Linked DNA regions of Mus musculus: regions 1, 2, 3 and 5 are each linked to region 4. A link is a loop called in an ENCODE intact Hi-C map of the cell type or tissue named here. Cell type or tissue: heart. All regions are shown on one strand. Links, peaks and the distances in the headings refer to the core of each region. The heading gives the core; the rest is flanking DNA. Region 1 has its middle 34 kb from the start of Gm44040. Region 2 overlaps Itpr1 (inositol 1,4,5-trisphosphate receptor 1). Region 3 holds the start of Bhlhe40 (basic helix-loop-helix family, member e40). Region 4 overlaps Itpr1 (inositol 1,4,5-trisphosphate receptor 1). Region 5 overlaps Itpr1 (inositol 1,4,5-trisphosphate receptor 1).

Region 1 (4,759 bases), core at 488-4,487, 140 kb after region 4:
ACTGAGATACCTCCCCTAGTCCAGCGAACATAACTTAAATGATCTCAATTATTTATATTTGTCGATGTCTTAATATGATCAAACTGTGAACTTCTCACACACACACCTGCGATAACCAACACTGTACATCCCAACGCTGGCAGAACAAGCACTCTTTTCCCAGGTGTCTTTTCCCTGCTGTTCTCTCCTTAGAATACCCATCTCTTGCTGTCTCCCTTACCAACTCTGTTTCCTCTAGATCTCAGTGGCTTTTCTCCTCTGACATGTCACATAGTGCCCCCTTCCCCTTTGACACTAAACACTCCATGATTGCTTTCCTTTCTCTACATCTCCCACAGGATTGTACTCTCTCCTCCATCTTCTCTGTTCTCTCTTCCCAGCACTGGGATGTGATCAGTGAGTGATTTCTAGCTTGTTCATTTTTCTTCTGTCCTAGAAAGGGTTAAAGAGCAGAAAGAAGAAGCCCGTGGAAAAGTCATGATTCTCCTCCTGGCAGACTGACACGGCAGTATCAGAGCTCTGCTGAGAGTGTGCTTAGTGTCCCCAGTGCCTTCCTGTCGTGGGGACACTACAGTAACTAGACTCAGAATACTTGGATACTTCCTTCCACCCTGTCATATTTTTTTTCTTGTTTCTTAAATGGATTAAGCAATACCCAAATCAAACTAACTCAGGAGAACTAGATGGGGAACAGAGGAGCTGGATTTTTGTAAACTGAGCAGTGATACCCAACCACACTTACATACATAAACCCCTGGTGCTGAAAGTCACTGTTAGATCCATTTAGCCGAAACCCCACTTAATGTCTTTTACCCATCCGTGTTCATGTTAATGTAACTTCCTATCCGTTCAAATTTATTTACAGTAGAAGATAAACCATAAATTACGTTTCATTTTCTGAAATCTAAAAACCCTTGTTTAAAAACTGTCATCATCTGATACCAATTTTATGAGCAGCTCCTCAAGGGTTGCTATGCTTTAAATTAAAACTCTCCATCCTCTTATTCAAATAAACAAATTATACTTTTTTGTAAACCCCCCAAACATTGTCAGATTTCCTTTAAAGAAAAAAAAGGTAAATTGTGTTTCTTGAACATTACAAATTACCAAGACTTACAGCTCAGTGATAGAGTACTTGCCCAAGAAGTAAGTCCCTGGCTTTAATACAAGCACAAGGTGGTAAGCATAATTTTACAGGAAAAAAAAAAACATCTTTTAAAAACGGTAATGGGGTGGTTCAGTGGTCAAATACTAGCACAGAATAAACAGGGTCCCGGGTTCAATCCCCAAAACTACAGAAAGCAGGAAATGGGGGCAGGTGGGAGGGGGCAAGCCCATCAATGCTGAGTGATTGATACTGATATATAGATGTAGCTATATATAAACATATCACTGATGTGAATGTATAGATACATATAGAACTATCACACACATTCATACACTAAGCGCATATATAGAACAATCTCAATGAATATTGATAATAATGCTATATTGATGTAGCATAGTGTATACTCATGCTTTTAAAAAAATTGGTGGACTAAAACGAGTTCAAAGACAGACAATTGGATCTTTTTGTTTGTTTGTTTTTGTTTGTTTGTTTGTTTGTTTGTTTGTTTTTTCAAGACAGGGTTTCTCTGTATAGCCCTGGCTGTCCTGGAACTCACTTTGTAGACCAGGCTGGCCTTGAACTCAGAAATCTGCCTGCCTCTGCCTCCGGAGTGCTGGGATTAAAGGCATGCGCCACCACGCCCAGCCTTTTATAGCAATCTTAAGAGTCATAGACATTATCATCTAAACTCACCAACTTTTTAAAAGATTGAAATAAAAAAAAAGGGGGTGGGGCTAATTGAAAGTGTTGAGCCCAGAAATTCTTCATGTTTTATTCATCTTTAAGTTACTATTCATAGATAACACTAGCCAATAGCTACTGTTTTCTGAGAACTGTTAATACGTGTGAACAGACCACTGACTTCAACAAGCGTTGAGCAGAGGGGTCAGGATTAATGGGCTGTTCCTGTGTCTTTTAGGCGTGAGGCCTCCCACAGTGGATGTCATCATCTTAGACTTAGAAAAGCTAGTCACATCCTCAAAAAAAAAAAAAAATGTTGTATGATAAACAGATCATAACAGAAACTGCCAGGGGCAGGCAGACACGGAATCCAGCTGGGTTTCTTTAGCCCTGATCCCAGTTTCAGCTGCAGGTTTTTTCCAGAAAGAACAGAAGTTTGATTTACTCAACATTCTGCAGAAGTCAGGGGTGTGGTTATAACTCATTGCTAATGGGTTTTCCCTTAATTCTTGTAGCAACAGGACCTTACAGTGGCTACTGGCAGGAAAAAGGTGAAACTAAGGTCACAACAGGAGTCTATAGCATCAAAACAGAAACAGCTGTTGAGGACCACCTAGCGGCAGCAGGGGCAGCAGTATTTTTTTATATTATCCCTAAGGCACAAAGTATGACTAGTTTCCAGACTTAGAGCTGAGAGCCACAGTGACGGATGAAGACTATGTGTTGTTTTTTTTTTTTTTTTTTTTTTTTTTTTTTTTACCAACTCTGCCATTAAATGCTTGTAATTTCATCCTGATACACAAATCACCTCTGATGTAGGCCAATCTTGTTTTCTTCTTATTCATTAGAAAGTGTGAATTCAGGGGGGAAACGTCCATGAACCGTTCGTTGGGCTTTCTTTCTTTCTTTCTTTCTTTCTTTCTTTCTTTCTTTCTTTCTTCCTTCCTTCCTTCCTTCCTTCCTTCCTTTCTTTCTTTTTCTCTTTTTTTTCTTTTCTTTTTTTTAACAGGGGTTGGATTGGAAATTTGACAGCAACGCTGAGACGCTTTTGCTAAGGCAGGGATCAATGGGAGTGTGCTTACTGAGTAATTGCATTCCTTCTTGGCTAGCCAGCAACGTGGAAACTGAGCCCTGCTCGGCGCTGTGCACACCCAGCTTGCAAGGTCTGTTTCCACTTCTCCAGACCAGGCCAGTCTCATAGGAACAGCTGTCTCCAAACCCTCTGTACAGCCGGAAGCCAGTTGCTTGGGTTAGGAGCCCATTTTGTGCCAGGGACTACAGGAAGTACGTCATAGGCCTCGCCTTTTCTCATGACCTTTGAAGCCAATTTGTAGCTGGGTGAGGAAGCTGAGACCAAACTGGCCTCATTGCCCAGTCTGGATCCTCAGCACCTAACTGGCACAGTGCTGGCGCTAGGCACCAGAACCCCGGGATGAGGGAGGGCATGGATGAACATCCTAAATACTCACTAGACATGTTTTGAATGTAATGTGACATGACATGTTGTGTCCTCCCTGGCCACTTTCAAGCCTCAACTCCTCAGGACAATTGGGGAAACTGAAGCCCCAGATCAAATGACTTAGCAAAGGTCACAGGGCAGGGGGGCAGACAGAAAAGTGCCTTTGAGTCTTTCTGTGGTCCAAATGGTAATTCTATCCAGAGCCTGTCTACCTCACGTTCAAGGTCCCCAGACTCTGAGCAGGAGTGGGGGAACCAAGGGGCTCCCATCCCCAACCAGCTTTCCGGTCAGCAGCTCCCAGCAGGGCAGGGCGACCCCACCCTCCCGCCAGCTGCAAGGCACAGCGCCAGGAGCACACAGACTGTTCCCAGGCACTCCCTCGCCCCAGCCCCGCTGCACCCGTCTGCGAACTGCCAAGGGCAAGCAGGGGAACAGCTCACGTGGACCTCTGCAGAGCAGCCAGCTCAAATCTCAGGGCGGGGCTTCGTCTTCGCCACGCCCTCCAGGGCGTCCCCCACCCTCCCACCCCCGCAGCACTCCGAGACCCCTGTTCTGATCCAGATCCAGCAAAGTAAGCTCCAGTGTGGGCTGTAGGGATTTGAGGAAGTCCGTGGGTGCGGTTGAGGCAGCAGCAAAGGCAGCTAGCTCTGGTAGAAAGGAGGGGGTGTCTAGGTCGGCAACATTAGAAGAGAGGGCGTTTCTGCAGAAAAGGAAGTGGGTGTCAAAAGCTGCACACACATTGCCCCGTGGGAGTCCTGTGAGGGAAGTCACCAGGACCTGCTAAAGTCTCCCACTTTATGGCTGCATGCAAACACTCTTAAGTCGCGGTTATCAAAATTCCTGTGACTTCTCAGCACAAGGCAGGCAGTAATCATGGGCATCCATCCATTGTGTGGGGGCCACCTATCCAAGCTTCCTGTGAGTCTATTAGGCCTGTTGCCTCATAAGCCAGGCTCCTGCAGAGTCAGAACACCAACACTTCTCCTCTTACTTCAACACCTAACTTAAGGTATATTCCTGCAGCTTCCAGAAGCCGCCAGACTGCATTGATTTTTCAAAATCCCTATCTTAGCCACATGGTGCGTTCTTAGTCCACGGACACTCAATAAAGCCAGTTCCTTGAGAAAAGCACGTTTTCCCTGGTTTGCGTCTTGCATGATCTCACGTAGTCCAGGCTTAGACTGACTATAAACTTCTGACCCCCCTTGCCTCCAGCTCCCAAGTGCATAGGGCTGGAGTTACAGATGTGAGCCACCACACCCCACTTTTTTGTTTTTAACATTATTTTGAACCCGACCAATGGCATTTAGTAAGGTGGGGCGTTCCTGGGAAAGGATTTAGATGAACAAGTGTCCCACTTTTATCTCGCTAGGTAGCATAAAGTTTTGCTTGGTTGTCAATTTCTGGACAATATTTTTATATGTGGGTACACATAACCCCACATTTCATTTTCTTCCTTAAATAAACAAACAAATAAAACAGGAGAGTAAACCTAAGTCTTAAGCCCTTAT
Region 2 (4,759 bases), core at 348-4,347, 66 kb after region 4:
GCACATAGGAACATACATGCACATGAAGTCTAGCAGAGGGACCTGTAGATTATAGGAGGTCTGTTCAGAAGGAATGGAATCCAGAGACAGAGTGAAAGAACACAGGACTGAACCGAGCAGCTCCCAGAGGGAGGAGCTTTCCTGGTCCCTACAAGGAACGAACGACGAGGTAAGGGGCACTCAGGAGAAGGCATGCTGACTGGAAGGGAGTGAATCAGTGTGAAAAATGTGCACGTCAAGAGAGGAAATCACGTACACACTGTCCTGGAAAGACGTCTGCACTTCATTCTCAGAGCAGTGGAATTGCCAGCATTTCTCCCACAGAAACCCCACCATCCTCTATGCATCCTAACAGGACAAAACACTCAGTGACCAGCTCCACGGCATAACATCATCTCTACCTGGAGAGTGCAGAAGCAGCTCTTCCATAACGCTCAGTGAGGATGCTGACTTCTCTCACTCTCAGGCTCACAGCTAGAGTATGAATCCCAGGCTGTCCCACCCCTGATCTTTTATGTCACCTGCATTGTCTTTTAGAATCTGAAAAGAAACATGTCTGACTCCAGGGTCTAGATAGTCAGGATATTGTACCTTGTTTTGCTAATGGATTTATCATCATTGTCTGTAGAGGGATTCTGTAGACCTAAGGGACTGGTTGGGTGCAATGACACCTTCAGGATGGAGGCTCTTGGGAGTCTCTTCTTACCTGCTGTCTCAGCTCTCCAGGCCACCCTGATGAAATGCTTCGTTTGACCAACTCAGTCAGCCAGGCCAAATGTATAGTCTGGAATTATTGATTCTGGCCAGAAGCTTAGCCAGAAGGCCAGCTAGCTCTGTCTTCTTCATCCTTCAGGAGATAAGCATGGCAGTGGAGAACGTTAAAGATGAATAGAATCAGGAGGTATTGTTCAACTCTCTGGCCCAGTTGAGAGAAGACTGAAGCCTGACCGAGAGAAAAGGCATGAACAAAGTGTCTTACTACTAGGGATAGAGAAGGAATGCTATTCTGTCCTCCTGATTCCCACCCACCGCTAAATCTACCCAAATAAGGAAATTTTAAAAACTGTTCTAGCCTCAGAATCCAGTCCTTGCCTTGCCAGGACCCTCCCTTTGATTCCCCCGAGGGCTATGTATGCAGATCTGAGGTACTGTGCAGATCCGAGGTACTGTGGCGTAGCTGCTTGGGCTTTGCTAACAGACTCTGGACTCTTCACTCTTCAGCCATGGAATGCAATTCTTGCCAGAAGTCTCCCTCTTCCTTCCCTTTTCCTCATGAAGCCAGCTGCATACCTCTTCTGTGCTTGGGTCCTAATGCTAGTCTGTGAAGCAGGTAGCCACTTCATAACAAACATATGGAATAGGCCCTTGAGCCTGTGTCCCAGGCAGGTTCTAGGGATTAACCACACGCTACACTTCCAGTTAAACCAGGTTGGCTTTGAACCAAAACCATTCTAACAGCAGAGTGATTCTGAGCCCCCCACACCCCAAAACCTGAGCTCTAGATAGATTCAGAAGGCCCTGGTATAAAGACCATTTTCCTCTGTACTTAATGCAGTCAGAGCTGTGAGAACCTGTCTGACCTCCATAAGAGTTTCCCACTCCAACTGGGCCTGAGTCATCTTTCTTGCCCCATCAGGGAACAAAGGTATTGAGAGAGGGAGCAAGCTCTTCCTGTCAAGGGCGTCAGCCCTGGGCTTCACCTGACCTCCTCAGCTTCTGGAGAAGAATGCAGAAAGGCCAAGAGGCCATGTCTCTGGTGTACTGCTGCCTGTGACCTTTTAGAACTCTCTGCCCTTGAAACTGTGACTTAATACTGTGTCCTAAAATTGGAAACAGGCTACTCTGGAGATGGAGCCCATCTAAGGAGGAAATGGAACAAACCTGCAGCCACCCACCCCTGCTGCAGCACAAAGCCAGTTTAAGGAACACTGATGTCCTCCCAGAGGCAGTGGGCATATTGGTTCAGATGTCATGCATTCTAGACATTATGACAAGATGTAAGAAGTCATTGCAACTGTGGTAGAAAAGCAAAGGTCTGCTCTAAAAGATCTTATTCAGAGTTAACCCAGTTTTGCTATCTGAGAAAGAATAGTGGGTGAGGCGTATACTATGACCCAGCATTGCCCTATCTAGCATGATAGCCATCAAGCTGTGCCTGTTAAATCAAAATTAGATGCAAGCAATTATTCTGTTGCTCATTTGCGGTAACTGCATGTGCCTCGTGCTTGGTGGCCTCTGTGACTAGTGGCTGTCCTCGTGGACACACCAAGAACTGCCCTATCATTATAGAAAGTTCCATTGTACAGTACCAGCCTCTGCTGAATGTTCTGAAGCACAGTATAAATTGTTCCAGATGAAAGCTGATCATATCTAAAGGAAAATGAGAAATGGGTTTCCCATCTGTTCATTTTGATCAACTAGTTTTTACACTCTGCAGTGTTGGTGTCTATTGCTGCTGAGTTTTAGCTTGGCTGAGCTTGTCAGCTTGTGAAATTGAGCTGGTTGTCTTTAAGCTTATCAGTTGTTTGTTGACAAGCACTTCAGCAATGTGTAGTCATGGTTGTACATTGTTTATCTACAGTCTCAAGACAGCATCATTTTAAAGTACCTTGGGAGTATGTAGAGTTGTAACTATAATACTTTTTTTAATTCTAGTGATTATTTTTTTATTAATGATTATTTTTTTAAAAGAAATTCCATGCTACAGTCATAAGATTAAAACCAGTATTTAAAAGTGGAGGAGCAAGCCAGGCGTGGTGACTCATGGCTTTAATCCCAGCACTCAGGAGGCAGAGGCAGGTGGATTTCTGAATTCGAGGCCAGCCTGGTCTACAGAGTGAGTTCCGGGACAGCCAGGGTTACACAGAGAAACCCTGTCTCGAAAAACAAACCAAAACAAAAAAAACCAAAAAACAAAAACAAAAAAAAAGTGAAGGAGGATTAAGATGTTAAGGGGGGAGGTTGATCATATTTTCATATTTAAATGAATGGAGCATGAGGTTAAGCAAATTCATACAGACTTTACAAAACTTTTATGTTGGGAGTGTGCATGCACAAATGCACACAGTTAAGGGCTCTCAAATCAGACAGATTCATATTATCCTGAGCCTTGAAATCAGAGTTCACTGCCAATAGCAAAGAAAAAGAGTGTGTGTAAAAGACTTTGAGAATAGCCGCTTACCCTCCATGTTAACCCTAGATTGTCAGACTGGACCGGACAATGGAACAGATCGTCTTCCCTGTGCCCAGCATCTGTGAATTCCTGACTAAGGAATCGAAACTTCGAATATATTACACCACAGAGCGGGATGAGCAAGGTAGCAAGATCAATGACTTCTTCCTGCGCTCCGAGGACCTCTTTAACGAGATGAACTGGCAGAAGAAACTTCGAGGTGAGTCACAGCGCGTTGGACACGCTCTGGGAATGTACAGCTCTGAGGCTTCACACCTGCCCAGGGGAGTGCGTGCACCTCCAAGGACAAGCGAGTCAGGAACGGTTGGTGTTGGTGTGCCCCTTTGAATGCAGAGAACTTTGGTATCTTAATATCCAGGTTCAATCTAAGGGCCCTAAATGGACTACATTCACACAGCATTTGATTCGATTGGCCTAGGAGCTTCGTGGATGGCTTAGCGTGCCTGTAATTTAGGTGTTTCCCTATGGAAACTAATTAGACAGAGAAAAGCCCAGGCCTTTTCCTGCCCTGGATGGTTCCCTCGGGCTGAGAGGGCAGACTGGCACACCTGTTCCTGAGACTCTCTCTCTTCCCTCTGATGGAGTAGCTCAGGGTCAGAACTCCCAGTCATTTTATAGGCAGTACAGTTGTTTGCCATCTAAGATACAGCGTGGCTCACCAGCAGGTCCCATGACAAAGCCAGCCAAGTCAAATGAAGATTACTTGTCTAAGGCACATTTATAGCGCTTCCCCCAGAGGGCTTCTGGACTCCCAGTTTTCATTAGCGTTTTTAATGTGATCCTTCAGCACCAGCAGTGTACTTGGCAGCAGCTGTTGTGACCAACTTTAAAGGACCGTGCTTTATTTGTGTGTGAGTTGGGAGCCAGGATTTTTTTTTTTTTTTCAATTTTAAAGCCAGGCTCTAGTTGAGATCTTTGAGACTTTCTGCAGGGTGCGGCCAGGGTAAGAGAGAGCAGTTTCCGGGACCGCTTGGGGCAGAGCCAGGCCTGCCATCCTCACCAGGCTTACCTTCTGCCTTCCTCCTTGCTTCCCTTGCTCTCCTGCAATGAGAGGAGTCGCAGGTCCTCAGCACCGAGGAGGGGGAGAAGTGCTCTCTATTTTACCTCCACCATCCACTGCTTCTGTGGACACAGGCAGGCAGCGTACCCATCTCCAGACCCTCTGGGAGCCGGTGGGTAGGCAAGATTCATTTTCTCCCAGAGAGGCTGCCTCATTGTTCCAAGATTTTTAGTAAATTATAGCTAATGCCTTCTCTGGTTTCAATCTTCCTGGCTTTTGAAAAATAGTGTTTGTTTTAGGGAAGTTTAAAGACAACAATACTTGTCATCTAAAAATTTTTAATTGCCTTCAAAGCTATAGACTAAGAGAAAAATGGAAAAACAATAAGTGAATTAAACAAAGCAAGTCTTTAGAAGGGGAGAGATGTACTCATTAGACGCCGAATTAAAATAGAACTCACTGCTTTTCCCGAGCAAGTTACTTCTGCCGAGTGTGCACTTTTCTGTCGTGTTGGCAAAGCTGGCTTACCTTTGGCTGAAGTCATGAAGGTTGTGATGGGTGTGATG
Region 3 (4,759 bases), core at 235-4,234, 230 kb after region 4:
CCATAAAGATTTTTAACATCTGGTCTTCTCAGCTCACCAGCCCTACCCCACCCTTGGGAATGCTTTTTCCTTTCTTACTAGACTGTCTCAGTTTTTTTTTTTTTTTTTTAAAGCAGGTGACTGTAATACCCTTCAGGATGGAAAGGTACCTACTAGAGAAATTATTTTTCAAATATTTGCAATTTATACAGGGGAAAACCAACAGATTTCTCCTTTGTATCACTTTTTGAGACATGGTCTTGTTGTAGAAAAATTTAATCCCAATCCGGGTTTGGAGGAGGAGAGAAGGGAGAAGTGGCCATGGGTTAGGTGAGCCATGAAATGGGGCCCTGCAGGCTGGCCAAGTAGAGCTAAGAGCTGTCCAGATGCAACAAAGTAGTAGCCAGGGGCTATCGGTAGGAAAGCAGATTCTAATAACATAGAGGGTAGGTATCTGCCCAGCTCTAGCACTGACTAAGGCTTGAAAGTTCTGTGTGTCTCTTATCTGGGAACTAAATGGAATAAGGCAAGGTAGAAATCCCAAATTGGGATTTCTTTTTTACAACAGGGTGTCATTAGCCCAAGCTAACTTTCTATTAACTTTTAATTAAATGATATCTATATATGTATATATATGTAACATATAAAAATATTTTTTATGATTCCCCCCGATTTTACCTCCACATTGCTGACATTAAAGGCAAATGGTGACGCCACTCCCAGTTTTATGCTCTGTTGGGGACAGAACTCAGGCTTTAATGCATGGCAAGCAAACAAGAGAGCAGGCAGGCAGGCAGGCAGGCAGGCAGGCAGGCAGGCAGGCAGGCAGGCAGGCAACTCTATCAACTGAGCTACAATAGCCCCTAAATAACACACAAGTTATTTTGTTTGCTTGCCTGCCTGCCTGTCTTCCTTTCTTCCTTTCCCCCTCCCTTCTTTTTACAAATTTAAAAAAAAAGAAGAAATCCAGATACAGCCAGATAGGGATAATGTTAAAGCCTGGGAGTATATTTGGAACAAATAAAAAGTAGGAATTAGTTTATGTCTACAATGTTCAGAACTCAGGAAGCTGAGGCAGGAGGATTTCGAGATCAACGCCTACCTGATGTAGGGAGCTTGTAAATAACTTAAAAAAATTTTTTTTTAATTGAACAATTTACATATTTTGTTATTTACAGCTACAGAGCAAGTAACGATGGAAAGTTACTGATTAAATGATTTTAAGGATGTTATTTTCCTGAACCATGAACCATGCAGGCAAAATTGCAGAGATTAACTCCTGGGGGGAAGGGGCCGGGGACACAAGAGAGGACATATCCTCCTTTCTCTGACAGAGGGTATTTCCTAGTGGAACTGTAGTTTTGGCGCAACCATGACAACGCTTCCCCCTTAGAGTCACAGGAAGGTGGCAGCCCTTCCTCACTCCCACCCTACCTCAAGAGTGCCAGGACACATCCAAACCTCTGGTCCTGCTGCTCACCTCCTGGCAGGAAGGTGGGAGCATTCATTCCCTCCAGGGAGATTGATTATAACCTGTCAGCCAAACTATGTCTGTCTGGGGAGGAGGGATGGATCTCTAAGCCCCAAAGTGAGGTCAGCCAGTGAACAGTTAGAAAAGCAATCATTTCTCACACTTACTAATGGGTTTGACGCTTGTGAAACATAAACAGGAAGTAGAAGCTTGAGCGACCTGAAGGAAATGCACTCCCAGTTTGATCAACATGCGAATCCCAGTCCTCCAGGTCGTCAGAACACTGACAATGACGACTGACCCACCAAACTGCGCCCAGTTCTAGCAGTGACCTCATTTTCCCCCAATTTCCCAGCCAGGTCACTCCGCAGCGGGTTGACTGACCCTAAGCACGGTAGGGAAGGTTAACAGTCATCTCTCAACTCTCCGAACTTGCAGGGCAGGGGAGCGCAGAGGTCAGTGAAATCCCCAGCCAGGCCTTATTTTAGTCATGAATTTCCACTGGCCCCTTGCTGTGTGTCAGCGCCGCTCACAGCGCCGCAGGTTCTGCGTTTCAGATGCTTTCCCAGCTCCGGGCTGTTAGAAGGTCAAAGAGACCAGATTTTTCCAATGCAGGTCGGTGGGGGTGGGGCCGGGCGGCCTCCGCGAGATTGAAGAGAGCTGGGGCCCCTGGTGCTGCCCCTTTGTGCCCCGCGCACCGGCCTGTGGGTTAACCCCTACTACCTAAACCTCTTGGTTAGTATTAAATGAAAACTTTCTCATCTTATATTCCCTGCCAGTGGCCCTGTTAGACTTTCTGCTGAAGGCGGTCTTCTGGTTGGCCTCGTTGGCTCCTTCCCAAAGGTCCTTGTAAATTCAAGGTCAAAATCCGTGTTTGCCACCTCCACTGTCTCCAGCCGCGAGCTCGACTGGGTAAAGGGCTCAGTGAACTTGTGCTGCATAAATGTGGAGATTTCACTGTGATCAACCAAGAGGATGGGGCGGGAGGAGGGACCCGGGCGGGGGGGGGGGTCCTGCTTTCTCCTCTCTCTCTCCTGTCCTGGAATAGACTGCAAACAGCGCCACCCAAGTTCCTGGTTAGCAGCGGGATCCCATGCAGATCCCTTGCAGCCCGGTGCGCGGGGGTCTAGGCTTGGAAGCCAGCGCGGAGAGGCTTGCAAGTGAGCCGAGCTCCGGCCCGCGTCCGGGCCACGTGAAGCGTCACGCCCCGCGCTGCTGCAGGGCAGGCGCCGTCGCCGCGGTTGTGTAACGCTGCAGCCGGAGGGGAGGCGACCCGGACGCCTCTGCATCGGAGGGGGCAGAGGAGGGAGGGAACGCCGGGCACTGTGCCCGGTATCTTTCTGTGCTTGACTAGCCAGGGTGGGTGGGGGCAGTGAGGCACCCTGAAAGGCGGGAGGAGATGGGTGCGCGCCAGTCGGGTGCCAGGCCACCCGCAGGCTGCGCCTGGGACCTGAGCTCCCGGGAGAGTCCGGGGTGGGGGTGGGGGGAGGGGGTCGGCACGGCTCACACGGTCCACGGTCAGGTGCGCGCGGCGTGCTCGGCGGCGGCCTCGGCTGCCCTAGCTCCTGGCCACCAGCCCGCTTCCCATGGGGTGACATCCGCCCCGCCCTCGGTCCCTCCCCAAGGCGGGCAATTCCTGGACACTGAGGCTGAGCGCTGGGGGGGGGGGGGGGGGGGGGGCTGGGAAGCCAGGACGGAAAGAAACCCCAGCCTCTGGAGAAGGCTAAGGGGGGCCGACGACTCCCTCAGCTGCGCACCGGTTCCTAGGAGCGGGCCAGGCGGGGGAGGAGGAAGAAGGCTGGGCTGGAGCGACCAAGGGGATATTCCTCTCCCGGCTTGAGTCAGACGCGGGCGGAATCCGTCCTCCCCCGTTCCCTCCCAGGAGACGGGAACTTACTTCATTTCCCTGGGGCAGGTTCGCCCACGTTACCAACTCTTCCCCCCCCCCCTCCAGCTCCCCGGTTCCTTCCAGCTTCCGTGCCCCCCACCCAGCTGGGCAGGACTCTGGCTGCGCTGCCACCCCCTCTTTCGGGGAAAGGAGGCCGCAGCCGCAGACACCTGGGGGCCCGAGGTTTGGAGGGGGGGGGGGCACTTCGCAGCCGCCAGAGCGTTGTCCAACACGTGAGGCTCATGTGATGAAGCCGGGGGAGGGCGGGCAGGTCGCTCCTTCCCTCCCCGGCAGCGGCCAGACGTGCTTGGAGTCACAGGGTAGAACACGTAGCTTCTACCCACCCACTCGCTCCCATTTAACCCAGCCCGCAGCCTCTCCTTACTCCTCGGCTCGTCCCCTCCAGCAACTCCCCCCCCCCCGCCCCGCCCGCTCCGCCCTGAGCAACCCCCCCTTCCCTCCCGCCTCTCCGCCCGCCCCACTTCTCATTCACTTGGCTCGCACGGCGCAGACAGCGCAGCGAGCACACACCGCCAGTCTGTGTGCAGAGCGGGAGCCAGAAGCCGTGGGGACACCCGGCCATGCACGCCCCCAACTGAAGCGACACCTCAAAGCCGCTGCTCCTGGCATCCCAGCGCATTGCAAGGAAGCTCAGGCTAGCTCATAGGAACATACCTCTTGAGACCCTCGGATCCTCCCTTCCAGGGCAGCCCTTTCTCAGACTCTACTAAGTGCAGACAGGAGCGCACAGTGGCCCCTGCTCGCCGCATCATGGAACGGATCCCCAGCGCGCAACCACCTCCTACCTGCCTGCCCAAAGCTCCAGGGCTGGAGCACGGAGACCTGTCAGGGTAAGTGTGTGCTGTGATCCCTTCAAGTCTCCACTCCTAACCTTGTGTTCCGCGACACTCTCAACTTGGGGCATCTCTGAGAGTATAGGGGGCTTCTTTCACGTCTAGGGCTCCTGCAGCTAGTACGCACTCGGGAGTCACGGCTTTTTCTGACCTCTCTCCCTGCAGGATGGATTTTGCCCACATGTACCAAGTGTACAAGTCCAGGCGGGGAATAAAACGGAGCGAAGACAGCAAGGTAGGTGCATCCCTGGGAACCTCATTCCTTAGCCCCTCGTGTGCGCTGAGTTTCCAAGAAAAGTTTGCTTGTTTCAAGGTTGGCTGGGGGGTTCAAGATGAGATGAGCTCATTGCCACAAATGAGTGACTTGGGAAAGAAGGGGCAGAGAAGGTGAATCTGGGTGCGTCTCTGCGCCCTCGCAGAATTTTTCCCCCCTGCTACCGGTTGGGAAGGAAGGGAGGAAGCTTCGTTCCCTTCCCCGGGCACCCATTGCTTCCATGTATTCCATGCAGGAAACTTACAAACTGCCGCACCGGCTGATTGAGAAAAAGAGACGTGACCGGATTAACG
Region 4 (4,759 bases), core at 301-4,300:
AATACTCTTGTTTCTTCCTTGAGTTATAAATGCCTCCCTATAAACTTCTCCCCCTGGGCTATTGAGGTTGAATTTCTATTTGCTTAAGTACAGATTAAGTCAGGGAAAGGAACCCCCCCCCCTCCACTGTGGTCTGTGTAGCATTATTAATACACTGTTTGCACCATAGTAAATCAGTTGATGTGTTTGCTTGCTCAGGATACTACTTGGTTCTCCTGGCTGGGAGTTTATTGCTTGCTTATGGAAAGATTCCACAGTTGGAGCAGGTGTGTTTATAATTATACTCTAGGAAATAGAATACTGTCTGTTTATAAAAGAAGAATGTTCTGGCAGGCGCTTAGATTCTTTGAAAATTCCCTGAGGAAGCAACTGTGGCTCCCCTCTGCGTAGTTACCCCTGGCAACCGTCAGAACCCAGGGACACCAACACCCTGTCCCTGGTCCCTCAGGCTATTGGCTCTGGCCCTCTTCTCAGAGGTGACTGATTGGCCTTTATTATCAGCCCATTCTGGAAACTATCACAGCTCCCTGTGGTACAATCCCCCCCCGCCCCCCCCCCGCAACCTTCTACCAGTGTGTTCTTGGGGAAGCTGTAGTCCACAGCTGTGCTTCTACAGAAGTTTAATGAGAGCTCCTGACAGCAAAGGATCTGGGTAGGGACGAGCCTCACACCTAACACTGAAGGCTTCTGTCCCGAGTGATCATGGTGGTGGCAGTGGGGCAAATAGTAAGCATGCATGGTCCCTCCAATTTCTCATTGCGGAAGAGCCACTGCCTTTTGATGACGATAAGGACAGTTGAGTATCTCGGGGAATAGATGGCTGCAAACAACTTGGGAGAGAGGGAAAGACCTCCTGCATGAACATCAGGACTTTGGGCAAGACGCTAAAGTAAGGGTAGAGGCACAAACTTCTCATAAAGAGCATGCATGTACAGGCTCTTCCCAGCTGCCCTCTAGAATAAAATTTTAATTGACACCAGGAACAGGAGGGTGTCGGTGTTTGTGTTTGCTTCTTGGCAAGAGAGGCAGTCTCTATCTTTACCCCGACTTGATCTTGTTCACTGGAGATAGGAGAAACAAACTAGGGGTGGATGCGGGGGTGAGGGTGGGGTGGGGATAGAAAAACTACCTGCACTGTGTGTGTGAAGCTTCATGGATTGCTACATTTGTGTGCTTGGGACTATACATCCCCCCAAAATCTTGGACTGATGACAAAGGCCAGTCAGTTATCAGAAGGGCCAGGGCCACAGAGTATTGGTATCCTATGGTTCTGACAGTTGCCAGGGGTAACTATACAGAGGGAGCCGCAGATAAAGATCAAGATACAGAAAGCTCCCTCACTGGCCATAAATGGACATCAGCTGATGTTAAAGATCCTGATTTCTATCACTGGAAGCATCTGTTAGGTTCCAGGTACTATGTTAAGGGTTTGATACAATGTGCCTCCAAAAACATAGTATCTGCCGTGCTGGAGACTCTGCTAGAGACCATACAAATTAATGGAAAAGTTACCCCAGCCTGTCATGCAGCATGATAGAAATACATGGAATTGTGGGGAAATGTTATCTGGGGCTTTCTCGATATGTCAGAAGGGCAAGTAGTCACTTCAGAGGTCAGGCAAGAATGCAGTGGGGAACCTCAAGGCAGGACCTACTTTTCTAAACTAGGAAGTGCCATGCCTTTTAAGAACATACTTGGGGTTTAGGCAGCAGTAGTGGATGATGGGGTGGGCCATCTAGGTTTCCTCATTTTTGTCCTTGATACTAAGTTGTGTGTTTTAAAAGTGTGTGCTGTAGTTCAACAGACATGCCCATTCCTCTTCACTTAATATGACATCCTCACTGAATTACTGTCACCCTGGTGACAGCAGGCAACTGCAACTTTGCTTTCCTGTATTGAAAAAAAAAAACAAAACAACACAACAGATATCCTTGTCACCCAGAGTAGCTGTAGCCTGATTTTATTTATTGTGACCTAAACTTCTCTCCCCTACAAGCTAGTGATGCCACAGACAAAAATGTCTGTAATATTCAGGATGTGAAGGGTGGGAGTGGGGGTAGGGGTGCAGACAGCCGCTTAGGAATTGCTAGTTTTCACCTTCAGGGGGCGCGCTCATGACGTCCGACCCGGTGGAGGCGTCCTACTTTCTTACATTGCTGCAAACTGCTGAGTTGGGAACCTGCCAACCCTCAGGCAGCCGTTACATAAGCCCTTTCTTTTTTTCCTGGAATTTAAGCTCACTGCTGATGTGCGACCTTCAGCAGTAATTGCCAATAAGTGCAGCAGGACTGTTTACTGTTAGACACTGGCAACCACAGAGCAAGCTCTGCTGTCAGCACACAGAAGCCACTGCGGAGTCTGCTGAGGGCCTTTTCAAATCTTTGGACTCTCTTTGTTATTGTTTCTGAGATTATTCCAGAATGACTGAAGTTGTGTAGTTGCGTCATGCCAGTTTGCATTTTTTAACTAACGGACCACACTACTGAGTTCTGATGAATCCTCTCTGTAAGATATGCATCAAAGTTCATGGGTGGAGCCATTTAATTTTTAACTTATCCTTATTTCTAAAAGCAAATGCAGTTAAAATGAGAATTGTATTTGTAGATGTGAATATTTAAAATTGTCCATTTAAATTCAGAAAAAAAAAAAACCTTCCATCTTTGGTTTGGGTTTTTTTTTTTAAAGATTTCTTTTCTCTCAATGAAGAGGTTTCAAAGTCTGATAAAAGATGGACCCTGACTTGCTAGCCCATTCACTCTTGTTTTGTTTCCTTTTCCCAGGGTTATAAGTAGATTGAGAAGCAACGGAGTGCTGATTTAGGGAACCAGAAATGATAAATTATTTTTGATGTACTGATATATGAGCCTATCATACATGTCTTGACTTGTGTCCAACTACTGCCAAGATGGTCCATAAGTGGACATTATATTGAAGAGAAAATGGTGGATGCTCAGAGGCCAGAGAGGGATTCCGGTTAAGGGCAGAAGAAAGCAAAGCCTATTCACAGCCATACTGTGTGCTGGTCCTATAATAGACTCATATAAAAGGGCTGGATAGAGAGAGAGAGACGGGGTCGGGAGGGTTGCTGACTCGAAAGCACCAGGAGTAACCTAGGACATATATAGGTATCTTTTCTTTAAGAAGTTCAAAGAGTGATAACAGATGTGCATCCCTCCATAAGAAATAGGGTGCCTTGTTTATATGAAGCAAGCCCACAGGCATCTTCTATGCACATATCACGTTACTTGGTTGACATCACAGTTATAATACCTTGATTATTGGCCTCATCCAACAAGGACATTGAGGGCTCAGAAACTTGAGTTACTGTTTAAGTTATTCTTAAATGTTTGTTACTCATTTGGATCTTTGTTTCTACGAAATTATGTTTTGCTGAACATCTTTGAGAGTTCTGGGGAAACTTTTAATCAAAGGGGCAATATGATGAAGCAGTCTGGGGCAGTACTCAGTTTTCAGATTCATAACTAGACGTGTTCATCATCCACCGACCAGCTGTGATTAGAGATGTCAGCAGCATGTATGATGAGGGAGAAATAAGACCTAGAATATATAGATCTTAAAATGTTATTACTTAAAATGTTCACTGGAACATCACCATTCAAGTAAAGTAAATAATAATAATAATAATAACAACAAACAACTACTACTTCTGAGGAACTAAATTTATTTATCAAAGCCTACTCTTCACTTATATTGGCATCATATCTTCTATTTACATAGCTATTCTTGGGACATGCATACTTTGCTTTTATGCTTATCAGAATTGCAGCTTACTTCCTTAAAAGCAGCTTATCCCCTAAGAAACCGTGACTTCCTTCACTGGGGAAGGAAGTGCTGATGGAGATGAAGAAGGTGTAGGATGTTGCTTGGTGTTCTAATTATATCCTCATTTGGCCAGGTCTCTGCCATGTCCAAAATCAAGTAGAACTTGGCCGTTAGATGCTTAAAAGTAAAGTTTACTGTCAGTAGACCTTTCGTTATTTGATATGTCAGCTGGACGGAATCACGATAATGCTCCAGTTTCTGCGGACACGTGAGGAGGTGGAAGCCCAAAGCGGTACTCTGGTGACCAAAAAGGCTTCCCAGAGGGCCTCGTCACATGGCGCCAGCCAGTGCTCTCACTTGTCCATGGTAATCCACCAGTAAAAACATGCTAAAACTTGTCCTTCTAAATACTAATTCATGAGGCCTCAAAGCAGCCTCTAGGGTCCAAAAAAGGCTTCATAGGACTTTCAGGGAAAAACTAAAAAAAAAAAAAAAGCTAATTGGCTTATATTTCATTTTAACAATCAGACTTTAAACCAAGCACAGTAGTCATCTAGGGAGGAAATACAGGGTGAAGTTCGGTGGGAGAAACATGGAAAACATGGGATCTCACATTAAGAAATAAAGACTGCACATCTGATGGCGTCTGCAGAATCGAACGTGCTTCTCTGGGCAAAGAGAGCTGAGGCAGAGTGGAGAATTAAACAAATGAACAGAGCACGACACACCAGTTCCGGCTCTGTCTTCTTCCTTTCCCTTAGCTTTGGTGTTGGCAAGGGACTGACGATAGCTGCTTGGGTTCCTGCAGGAAATCCCTGCCTGTAATCCTTCTGTTGTTATCCTATAGAATGCACCTGACGGACATGCCCGTGGAGCCTGGCCAACACACATGGTAGAAGGCATGACGTTCATCTCTGTCTCTGGCCGCTCTAGCACATGTGAGCACGTGTGGGCAGGTGCTCTCACTCAGCTCTGA
Region 5 (4,759 bases), core at 268-4,267, 83 kb after region 4:
TTCATTCATCCATGTTATGTAGACTGGGGTGGGAGGTACTGTAGTCAGAGAGGCCCTTGGGGCTCTGCCAGTGCTTTTGATCAGGTGTGGTAAGGCTGAGTCATAGTGTAGACATAAGAAACAAGCTGCAGGTGTCTCAGTGGTGAAGGAAAGAACACCATGGGGTAGGCAAAAAGGCAGAGCAAACAATGAGGAGGTCTTTTTCTTCAAGCAAAGAAGTATTGTCTTAACTGGGTGGACAATGAAAGGAATAAATTTATTTTGTGTATTAGTTGCCTTTCTGTTGCTGTGACAAAATGCCAAGACAAAGGCAATTTATAAAGCATTTAATTGGACTTTCAGGGGGCTGAAGTCAATTAATGGGGGAACCAAAGGCTTGGCAGCAGGAATATCTGAGAGTTCATATCTTGAACAAGCAGGAGGCAGAGAGAGCAAACTGTGAATGGCTCTTGTCTTTTGAAACCTCAGCTCCTCTCCCCACCCCCAGCCCACCACCATGTGACGAACTTCTTCCAACAAGGTCACACTTCCTGATCTTTCCCAATTAGTCTACCAACTGGGGTCAAGTATAGAAACACACGAACCTGGGGTGTGGGGGCTATTTTCATTCAAGCCACCTGGGTCTGGAGGCTGGGGTTCACGTGTGTACTTGTGTTTGTGCCAGTGTGTATGCAGGCCAAATGTCAACTTTAGTGTCTTTACTCAGGAGCCATCCACCTTCTTATTTGAGACAGGTCTCTCACTGGCTTAAGGCTTGCTGAGTTGGCTAGGTTCAAAAGCACCAAGGCTTCCCTGTCACTGCCTCCCCACTGCCTCCCCTGTATGGAGATAGCAAGCATACACCACCACACAAGGATTTTTTTTTTTTTTTAACATGGGTTCTGGTGATCAAACTCAGGCTTACATGGGAAGCATGTTTACAACTGAGCCATCTCCCTAGTGTAAAAAATATAAATTTAACACTAAGTTTCCAATCATGGGTGGCTGGGGCAATACTATGGCCTCCGTCTAAAATGAAATGATGCAACAATGCATTCACATTGTTCACTTATAATGCCTGAGGTGGCACGACATGCCATTACTATTAGCTCTGACAATTGTCAAAGCATGGGCACAATGGCAAAGAGAGAGAGAGAGAGTTCTAGAGACGGTGGCATAGGTTTTGTGTGCTCTGAGAAGTTGTTTCAGAGGGAACACAGGATAATCAGATGACAGACAGGACAGATGGATGGAAAGAAAAGGTATTAATTAGTTCCTCAGAATGTGTGACTATTTGTTTCTTTTTGTTCTGTCCTTTGATCATTCCACAGACAACACATCTTTGACAAAGACCATTTTCAAGGAAGACTCAAGTTAGACAATTGCTATTTTTAATACATTAGCTGAGGAGGCCAGGACAGCTATCATAAATAGTCACTTAGAGTTTTGTTTTGTTTTAGCAAGATATACTATTTGGTGTGTATGGGATAAGTAAGAGTGGCTGAACAAACAGGTGAAGGCTAGGGGAAGAGGCTAGGGTGCTATCCAAAGGATGACTCACTGAGGTTAGGGTTAGGACAGGCTCACCAGTCTCCTGCTAGAGGAAGCCAGATGGATGTGCTCAGAACATAAGACATGGTATATACTGACAGCATCCCTTAGAGGTAGGGCAGGAAGCTAGATCAAAAGCTGGTCAAACAGTCAGTGTGGAATAGGGGCAATAGACTGAGTCTACAAACAGGAGATACTTGCTGGAGCGGCAGTGAATGTTAAAGAGGAGATCAAGTAGGCTGAAGTGGACTGTTGGCCTGTTCAGATTTTTAGAACTTGGGTGTGTAGGAGGTTCTGTGGTGTCAACTGGACTATGATCATCTCTCGTTTCTCCAAACCCCTCTCTCTAAACCTCCATCCAGAGTCAGTCATGCTCTGCTACCCTGTAAGGAAATCTCACCCACAGGGTCAGAACTCAGGGGAAACCTGGCCGATTGTATGTTGAGGGTGCTTGAGAAAGCTGGAGGTTCTCTGTCCGTGTTGGTGTCCTCCCTTATCTGATTGTCAAGGAGTTGGCTTACACTGGCCTGCAGCTTAGCTGGCAGGATGTCTGTGTGCCTGGTGCCAAGGGAACTAGAGAAGCAGAAGATGGTTTCCCCAAGTGCATTCAGAGTGTTCTTTCTAGCTTTTCTGTCAGCCTGTTAATGGAGATGGATTTCCAGGCATGGGGTATATGTTCACATACAAATGTATTATCTAGTAGGTAAGTCAGGGACCCTTCAATAGTGGGTGTCAGGAAACCCACGCTAGATGAAGCAGAGTGGAAATGCATTGGTTCATTTTGACATAGAAAGCAAGAACCTGGCTTCAGGTATAGCTGAATATGGGGGCTTAGGCAGTGGCATCGGGGCCCAATTCTTTTGTCCCTTAGTTTGGCTCTGTGTCTACTGAATGTTTGTGATTTTATGACCCACGGTGGGGTAAGAAGAGGACAGTAGCCCTAAACTCATATTCCCTTCAGGTTCAAGGTAAGTAGAAAAAAAACAAAATTGTCTTTTGCTATAATCCCAGGGGAGAAAAAAATGCCTCCTGGGTTTTATTGGCTCATTTGGTCACATGACAATCCTTGAACAATTATTATATCCAGAAGAATATAATGTTGTGATTGGCCAGATGAAGCTCCTTCCCGACCTCGGGAACTGGTTCTTGAAAAGGGGTGGATCCCCCATGGGAAGGTCAGAAATCGTTCCCTGAAAGAAGTACAGGACAAAGAGCTCATCCTGGCAAAACCCTGTTTTTGTTTCTTAAGAAAATGTTCATCTTACTTGTGACTGCAGAAGCCAAGAAAGTTGAGCCGTGTCCACTTCTCACTAAGCTCAGCCCCTGTAGTGTCTGGAATGGAGCCAGCTTAGATAACGAGCTTTAAGCATGCTGATCGCAGAGTTCACAGAGACGGGTGACTTCTGTATCTGACTGACTCATACAAGAATGTTAGAAATGGTTCATTTCGAAAACCATCATTTCAGTATGTGTTAATTTTGTTTTTGCCGTACACAAGTGCTGCTTGATTGCTGGTGCACTTGAAATGATTTGACTACTGTGTAATTTGTATTATGCCTGAAAAGCAAAGTACTGGAATGACTTGGAGTCCCAGGACAGTTCTGAGAGAGCTTGGTGGGCACTCGGTGCTAAGGCTCCTCTCAGGTTCTCACGCCTAGTTGAGCATGGTCTCTGCCATCTGACTCTTCCCACCACCGTCTGTTCTCAGGTCTGCAATAAAATCATCTTCCTGATGAGCTTTGTGGGCAACTGTGGGACCTTCACCAGAGGCTACCGGGCCATGGTTCTGGATGTGGAGTTCCTCTATCATTTGCTGTATCTACTCATCTGTGCCATGGGCCTCTTCGTACATGAGTTCTTCTATAGCTTGCTGGTGAGTACCAGGGGTTCACATGTGGAGAACTGTGTCATCTCTTATCACAGACCCCCCACCTTCTAATCACAGCTACTGGGCCTGGTTCTATAATATCAAGCTCCAACTGCATCCGATCTTGGGAGGATCTGAGAGGAAAATGACATAGGAAACAGGGCAGCTCCAGGGAACCTGGCAGTGCAGGATCTCATCATGTCCTGTATGTGGCACATCTGTAGTTTCCACTCATGGAGGAGGTGCCTCTGCAGTTCAGATGTTTCCTATATATGTGTCCATTTCTCTCACTTGGGAAGCACTTGCCAAGAGGCATATGTTTGACACAGTCACCTACAGTCCTCTGCAATCTGTTTCTCAAGGCAAACATGTCAGGACCAAAGTAAGAGCAACTTGCAAAGCCCAGGACCCAGGACAGTGAGCTTGCTAAGTAAAAGTGATTTTGTTCCCATAGAGCCAAGTTGTTAAGACCTTGACAGTTGGTGAGTTGGTTCTGTCCCTTTCTTGGGAGCAGATTAAGTTATAAACCAAATAATGATTTTCTGTGCCAAAGTCAAAAGAAACCTAGATCTATAAAATTGGGGATAAGAAATTTCAGTGCACCTACATAACATGGCAAGAAGCATAAACTTTTATGGTGCAAACACAAGAAATATAAAAATATGAAGATCAAAAAAAATATCCAAGGGCTAAAAATAAGAGAGGGGGGGTAGGGAAATGGAAGGAAAGGAAAGGAAAGGAAAGGAATGAAAGGATTTAGACAATAGGGATTGTGAAACGTCCTTAAGGAAAACCCATGTATGGTTTCTAAGCTGCTTTTGTCTGTCTCAGTTTCCTTCCTTCCTTCCTTCCTTCCTTCCAAGTTGAGAAGAAGGTTTTCCTCGCAGGGATACTGTATGGATCACATGTAACTGTTCATGTCAGCATCCTAAGCAAGCATTGCCATGGGACAGCTCCCTAGTCTTATCTTTATCATCCTCTGTTCTCGATGCCACAAAAAAAAAAAAAAAAAAAAAAAAAAAAAATAGATAAAGAATTCACCAGGATTAGCTCATTCCATTAGTGAGAGATGTTGGCGGGCTAAGCGGAATGGTTTATTTTCTCTAGTTTCAGAATCTGGCTGGCTGTACTTTGAGCTTTTAAGCAAAGGGGTGGCAGGATGTACTTGTGAGCGCTATTATGTGGCCTATTTTGGTCATTCTGCATCAGAAATCTTTAGAGCCATCCTGGAGTCTGTTCTGGAACTGTTCTGTGTCGTGCATGAGCATCCCTGGACAGAGTTTAGCCCGTGAGTCAAGGAGACCCACATCCACCAGTGCAGCACACTCCAGTCCTCCCTGGGGAGAGTGGCAGAGGGCAGGG

Evidence for each region. Hi-C counts contacts between places; a loop is a spot of excess contacts. Peaks named below come from ENCODE experiments on the same cell type or tissue, not always from the same donor. Only the 100,000 strongest peaks of a DNase experiment are listed, where the experiment ranks them.
Region 1: it touches region 4 in a loop (5-fold over the local background); 8 of 42 quality-filtered maps call a loop at or near these places.
Region 2: it touches region 4 in a loop (2.3-fold over the local background); 6 of 42 quality-filtered maps call a loop at or near these places.
Region 3: it touches region 4 in a loop (4-fold over the local background); 21 of 42 quality-filtered maps call a loop at or near these places.
Region 5: a loop joins it to region 4, with 2.2 times the contacts of the local background. A loop is called at or near these places in 6 of 42 quality-filtered maps.

Annotation. Positions count from the first base shown.
Region 1 is chr6:108,567,478-108,572,236 of GRCm38, forward strand. No RefSeq gene overlaps it. Among named protein-coding and RNA genes, the nearest start is that of Gm44040, 34 kb to the left of the region's middle. In heart, for the core only: a CTCF peak has its summit at 2,406; DNase peaks (open chromatin) are centred at 2,214, 3,024 and 3,614; H3K4me3 peaks cover 1,296 bases; H3K27ac peaks cover 1,632 bases.
Region 2 is chr6:108,490,502-108,495,260 of GRCm38, forward strand. It overlaps Itpr1 (inositol 1,4,5-trisphosphate receptor 1), which reads left to right. Exons shown (of 62, transcript NM_010585.5): 52 at 3,200-3,392. Among named protein-coding and RNA genes, the nearest start is that of Mir7661, 3.1 kb to the left of the region's middle. In heart, for the core only: no CTCF peak of the experiment used is centred there; no DNase peak of the experiment used is centred there; H3K27ac peaks cover 1,307 bases.
Region 3 is chr6:108,656,804-108,661,562 of GRCm38, forward strand. Bhlhe40 (basic helix-loop-helix family, member e40) reads left to right here and starts at 3,826. Exons shown (of 5, transcript NM_011498.4): 1 at 3,826-4,189; 2 at 4,358-4,427; 3 at 4,702-4,759. The coding sequence starts at 4,110. It overlaps 0610040F04Rik (RIKEN cDNA 0610040F04 gene), which reads right to left and starts at 4,131. Exons shown (of 7, transcript NR_104577.1): 1 at 4,014-4,131. In heart, for the core only: a CTCF peak has its summit at 2,547; DNase peaks (open chromatin) are centred at 2,088, 2,718, 3,138, 3,658 and 1 weaker place; H3K4me3 peaks cover 3,060 bases; H3K27ac peaks cover 3,041 bases.
Region 4 is chr6:108,424,782-108,429,540 of GRCm38, forward strand. All of the region lies in intron 40 of Itpr1 (inositol 1,4,5-trisphosphate receptor 1), which reads left to right. Among named protein-coding and RNA genes, the nearest start is that of Gm35165, 45 kb to the right of the region's middle. In heart, for the core only: a CTCF peak has its summit at 2,106; DNase peaks (open chromatin) are centred at 430 and 2,190; H3K27ac peaks cover 446 bases.
Region 5 is chr6:108,507,457-108,512,215 of GRCm38, forward strand. It overlaps Itpr1 (inositol 1,4,5-trisphosphate receptor 1), which reads left to right. Exons shown (of 62, transcript NM_010585.5): 55 at 3,239-3,403. Among named protein-coding and RNA genes, the nearest start is that of Mir7661, 20 kb to the left of the region's middle. In heart, for the core only: no CTCF peak of the experiment used is centred there; a DNase peak (open chromatin) is centred at 2,765.